2 separate regions of the Homo sapiens genome follow, and region 2 is linked to region 1. A link is an interaction called in ENCODE POLR2A ChIA-PET data of the cell type or tissue named here. Cell type or tissue: CD4-positive, alpha-beta T cell. All regions are shown on one strand. Links, peaks and the distances in the headings refer to the core of each region. The heading gives the core; the rest is flanking DNA. Region 1 has its middle 110 kb from the start of LINC01891. Region 2 has its middle 34 kb from the start of LINC01891.

Region 1 (2,916 bases), core at 228-2,727:
AAGGCAGGAATCCTATCCTATTTTCCCCCGGGTATCCTCAACACCTAAAACATTACCAATATTTCTTTTTGAAGAAATGAGAATAGATATACAATGTGAAAATATTATAAAAAGATAAAACATAAGTATACAAAATTAAGAAGAAAAATGTGGGAATAATATGCAGAGAAGATAAAATTAAAATATTTCTTCAAATTTAAAAGCCTTTATGGGATGGAAAATAACATTTATCAAAATGAAGTTAACAAGAAAAAAAATCTATAAAGTAACATCTATGAGAAACTTGTTTAAATTATTTCCACATAAGAATCTAAGGCCTGGTAGTTCAATCTATGATTATTGTTTTAAAATCTGAAAAGTCTGCAATATCTGTGCAATATAAACTGTTCCAAAGTACACTTTTAAAGTGTGTGGGCTGGGTACAGTAGCTCACACCTGTAATCTCAACATTTTGGGAGGCTAAGGTGGGAGGATCACTTGAGCCCAGGAGTTTGAGGATGCAGTGAGCTATGATCACAACACTGCCCTGCAGCCCGGGCAACAGAGCAAGTCCCCATCTTAAAAAATAAAACATAAAGTATGTGTGGGGGCTGGAGAAAGGGTAGAAAAATCCATCCTGTAAGTGTGGTAAAGAATGTATTTATATTAACAATATTAGCTGTCTCATATCCAATGCTTAAAATGTTTTGACTACCATAAAATTAAAAGTTTTTTTTTAATGTGTCAAGAAATGTCATAAAGAATGATGAGTGAAGTAGCAACTCAGAAAAATACTGGCTATGCTGATAGAAAATTAGAAAAAAGAAGCAGGCCGGGAGTGTTGGCTCATGCCTGTAATCCCAGCACTTTGGGAGGCTGAGGCTGGTGGATCATGAGGTCAGGAGTTCGAGACCAGCCTGGCCAGCATGGTGAAACCCCGTCTCTACTAAAAATACAAAAAATTAGCTGGGTCTGGTGGCACACACCTGTAATCCCAGCTACTCAGGAGGCTGAGGCAAGAGAATTGCTTGAACCTAGAAGGCAGAGGTTGCAGTGAGCCGAGATCACGCCATCGTACTCCAGCTTGGGTGACAGAGCGAGACTTCATCTCAAAAAAAAAAAAAAAGAAAGAAAGAAAAGAAAAGAAAAAAGAAACAACAGTAAGGCAGCAGGTCACATTTATTGAGAGATGCAAATGCATTATAAATAGATGTTATTTTTAATGCTATCATTAGAGATTTAAGAAATACTAACTTAAACAAGACCAGATTTGGAAACATGAAAATAAAAGGTAATGCTCAACGTTAACCAGTGTGGTGGGAACTAGTACTCACATACAATGCTAGTTGGAGTCAAATTTGAACAACTTTTGTGAGGGTAATTTGACAAGATGTATCATGGGCCTTAAAAAATGTTCACATTCTCTCAACCCCAAAATTCCACTTTTGGGAATAACACTTTTTATCCAGGAATATCACCTCTTGGACTATGAAAGATACACTCAAGAATGCAACCAAAGAGGCCTGTCGTGCATTGTCACAATCATGGAACCAGGACTGACATTTTGTTGATATAAATGTTTCAAGGTATTTTCACTCACACTTTCTCACTTAATTCTCACAAAATCTCTTGGTGATAGGTTTAGTATCCCCCATTTCAAAATTTCCAAAGCAATAAATAAGAAGCTCAGGTGAGTCAAGGAACTTCCTCAAAATCCAAGAGCTAACTGGAACTGGAGCTTAACTGAGTCTAGGTCTTCTAAGGTCTTGCTTAGTGTTCTTTGTACTTGATCTCACGGCTCTGACCATGTTCAGATGATAGACACGGACCTCAGAAAGTGTCTGGTTCACACAAGCCCCTGGGTTGGATAAGTAACTTAGGGTCAGAGGAAGTAAGTCAGCATTGGTTAGCAGATGGCTGAACATGACTTCCTGCTTCCAGTAAATATTCTTGTGGTTGCAACAAGTGTTTCTCTAACTTTCACAGCAAAGTGGAGAAGTATTCCAAGTCATGCCTGCGCCATCAGGAAAAGATTTTGGGAAGCCACGAGGCAGCTGAGACACTCCTGAGGGTTGTTTCAGCCCATATTTAGCTCCCTCAATCCTCCTCGCCTCACGCGCTGCCCAACGTTCTTCTTCTTTGTGCCCACCGGGGCAGTTGAATCCTCATCTTTGCAGAAGTGAATAATATTTTGAACATGTTGGGGAGAAATAGTCTCCTGAAAACATAAGGCTGGGGATTTACAGTCCCTGATACCGGTGGGTCTTACACTTTATTGTGAGCAAGAATCACCTGGAAGCCTTGTTAAAAAATGCAGATTCCAGGGCTCTGTCAATCATGTTTCTGACCCAGCAGCTTTGGAGTAAACCCAGAGATGTTTTAACAGTTGGTCTGAATCAGAGGCAAAGAGTCCAAGGAGCACAATGGCAGCGGAACAGTTTTCTATCTCCTGTTATTTCTTGACTTATGATCACTTCCCCAGGGCCCGATGGGCATTTAAGTCCAACCTTTAGGACCATTCTTCCTCTGTCTTTGATGCATTTTAAAGCATCATTTTTGCTTGTCTTTTTCCAAGACCAGGTAGCAGCCAATTCCAGACTTGGCCTATTTATTGATGCTGTCTTGAATCCCCATAATATTAATTGCTGGCTTTACCACTCCTTTCTTCATGTTGGTGTTTGGAGAAACAATTATCTTGCATTCCCATATCAGCCGTTAGCTCATGCCACAGGCAATTCATTTATTCAACACAGGTCGAATGGGAGCTCCCAGGTGGTACAGAAACTATACTGCAAGGCTCAGAAAATATTTTCTTTGCAGGTGACTAAGATGGCTGTGTCTTCTGGCCAGCAGAGAACCATGCACCCCTCCTCTGGTTGTCATGACCAGCTTCACTGGTGTGGGACCAGTGCAGCCCCACAGGGCCCTAAGCATAGA
Region 2 (2,916 bases), core at 319-2,818, 72 kb before region 1:
GTTATCATGGGAAGCCACAGAAGTCCATGTCTCCTGCTTGCTATCTGAGCACACTTCCATTTAGATGAGTTGGTACTCGCCGGGTGCGGTGGCTCATGCCTGTAACCCCAGCACTTTGGGAGGCTGAGGCAGGTGGATCACGGGGTCAGGAGTTCGAGACCAGCCTGACCAACATGGTGAAACCCTGTCTCTACTAAAAATACAAAAATTAGCCAGGTGTGGTGGCGCTCACCTGTAATCCCAGCTACTCAGGAGGTTGAGGCAGGAGAATCCCTTGAACCTGGGAGGCAGAGGGTGCAGTGAGCACGGAGATCACACCACTGCACTCCAGCCTGGGCGACAGAGTGAGATTCCATCTCAAAAAAAAAAAAATGACTTGGCAATCCCCTATCTTCACTTCTGCATGTGCCACTACCCACTAAATACAAATACATTATTGCTCAAGCCATGTCAAGCGGATATTTGCTGTTATTTGCAATCATACTCATTCTGCTGGTACACTTCTATTTTTTTTTTTTTTTTAACGGTTAAACCGTCCCTATTTAGGACCACCTGAATGTGATAGTCCTGGGGCGATCATGTAAAAAGTAGAATGGAATCATGCTCATGGAAGCCATCTGAACGTTCAATATTAACGCAAGGCAGGGCAATTATTACTACTCAAGCATCCCCAGAGGGACAAAGGGAACCTCCAGGGACCACTCAGGAAATAATTAAGAAATGCTGGAGGAGTAGCTTTTTTTTTTTTTCAAGACAGAGTCTCATTCTGTTGCCCAGGATGGAGTGCAGTGGCGTGAAGTGATCTCGGCTCACTGCAACATCCGCCTCCCAGATTCAAGCAATTCTCCTGCCTCAGCCTCCCGAGTAGCTGGGATGATAGGCACATGCCACCACGCCTGGCTAATTTTTGTATTTTTAGTTGAGACGGGGTTTTGCCATGTTGGCCAGGCTGGTCTCGAACTCCTGACCTCAGGTGATCCGCCTGCCTCGGCCTCCCAAAGTGCTGGGATTACAGGCATGAGCCGCCTTGCCGGAACTGGAGGAGTAGCTTCTTAAGAAACCACATAACAGGCCGGGTGCAGTGGCTCATGCCTGTAATTCTAGCACTTTGGGAGGCTGAGGTGGGCAGAACAGTCCCAGAACCTGTAGCTGGAACTACAGGAGTGTGCCACCACACCTGGCTATTTTTTTTTGTATTGAGGAGGTTTCACCGTGTTTCCCAGGCTGTTCTTGAACTGCTGAGCTCAAGCAATCCACCCACTTCAACCTCCTAAAGTGCTGGGCTTACAGGCGTGAGCCAGTACGCCCGGCAAGAGTCTACATATTCTGAAGTTATATTCCCATCAATTCAGATTCTGACCTTTCTCCAGGAAATCAAAGAATTCTCTATAAATATTATCTCCTTGCAGCCTCTGCACTGCAAGCAGGCTGACGTCATGTTTGGTTTGCAGTTAGTAAGGAGCAGTTTAACTTGGGGGCTGCAGCCATGGAGTTCAGAGGTTAACAACCAGGCAGCAGCTTTTTGTTCCTGAACTGGGTGGTGCTGCTATTGACAGACCTTCCTTCCCACCCACAACCCCCGCTCTCCCCCTTGCTGCCTTGTTTAGAACCACACTTCTGGGGGCCACCCTTGACAGAGGTTAATTTGAAGTCTCCACTTGGCTGGGCTATGGTGCCCAGATGTTTGGTCAGAGACCAATCTGGATGCTGCTGGGAAGGTACTTTTTAGGTGTGATTAACATTTAAATCTTCTGACTTTGAGTACAGCCAATGATCCTCCATAATGTGGCTGAGCCTCATCCAATCCAAAGGTCTTAAGAGAAAAAGCCTGAGGGCCTGGCATGGTGGCTCACGCCTGTAATCCCAGCACTTTGGGAGGCCGAGGCGGGTGGATCATCTGAGGTCAGGAGTTCGAGACCAGCCTGGCCAACATGGTGAAAACCCATCTCTACCAAAAATACAAAAATTAGCCAGGAGTGGTGATGCATGCCTCTAATCCCAGCTACATGGGAGGCTGAGGTAGGAGAATCGCTTTTGAACACAGGAGGCAGAGGTTGCAGTGAGCCAAGATAACGCCACTGCACTCCAGCCTGGGTGAAAGAGTGAAACTCCGTAGAAGAAAAAAAAAAAGGAGAAAAAGGCTGAGATCCTCCTGAAGACCTGAAAAGCCAGTTCTGCCTCCAGACCCTGCCATTGGACGTGAGCTGCAGCATCCACTCTCTGAGGCCCCAGCCTGCCAGCCTACCCTGCAGATTTCAGACTTGTCAGCCCCCACAATTGAGGGAGCCAATCCCTTAAAATAAAGCTCGCTCTCTCTCTCCCCCACCTCTGTCTATAGATAGACATAGATATAGAGATATAGATGTACATAGATCCTGTTGGTTCTGTTTCTCTGAAGAATACTAATACACCATTCAAGGACATTGAGTTTTATATTAAAACTATATTTAACCCAAGTCTGTGAGGAAAACCCCAAACAAACCAAAACTGACGGACATCCTATAAAACTCCTAACCAACACTCCTCAAAGGAGTCAAGGTCATCAAAAACAAGAAAAGGCCGGGTGCAGTGGCTCATGCCTCTAATCCCAGCACTTTGGGAGGCCAAGGTGGGCAGATTACTTGACGTCAGGAGTTCGAGACCAGCCTGGCCAATATGGTGAAACCCATCTCTACTAAAATTACAAAAATTAGCTGGGTCTGGTAACATGTGCCTGTAGTCCCAGCTACTCGGGCAGGAGTATCGCTTGAACCTGGGAAGCGGAGGCTGCGGTAAGCCGAGGTCATGCTACTGCACTCCAGCTTGGGCGACAGAGCAAGACTATGTCTCAAAAGAAAAGAAAAGAAAAGAAAAGAAAAGTTGGAGCAACTGTCACAGCCCAGAGAACCCTGCAGAGCTAGGACAATTGAATGTCAT

The links. ChIA-PET counts read pairs that join two places held together with the same protein. Peaks named below come from ENCODE experiments on the same cell type or tissue, not always from the same donor. Only the 100,000 strongest peaks of a DNase experiment are listed, where the experiment ranks them.
Region 2: POLR2A ChIA-PET joins it to region 1 with 5 read pairs; 7 of 35 experiments call an interaction of 5 or more read pairs at or near these places.

What each region holds. Positions count from the first base shown.
Region 1 is chr2:234,347,314-234,350,229 of GRCh38, reverse strand. No RefSeq gene overlaps it. Among named protein-coding and RNA genes, the nearest start is that of LINC01891, 110 kb to the left of the region's middle. In CD4-positive, alpha-beta T cell, for the core only: no CTCF peak of the experiment used is centred there; no DNase peak of the experiment used is centred there.
Region 2 is chr2:234,419,201-234,422,116 of GRCh38, reverse strand. No RefSeq gene overlaps it. Among named protein-coding and RNA genes, the nearest start is that of LINC01891, 34 kb to the left of the region's middle. In CD4-positive, alpha-beta T cell, for the core only: no CTCF peak of the experiment used is centred there; a DNase peak (open chromatin) is centred at 1,566; H3K27ac peaks cover 1,671 bases.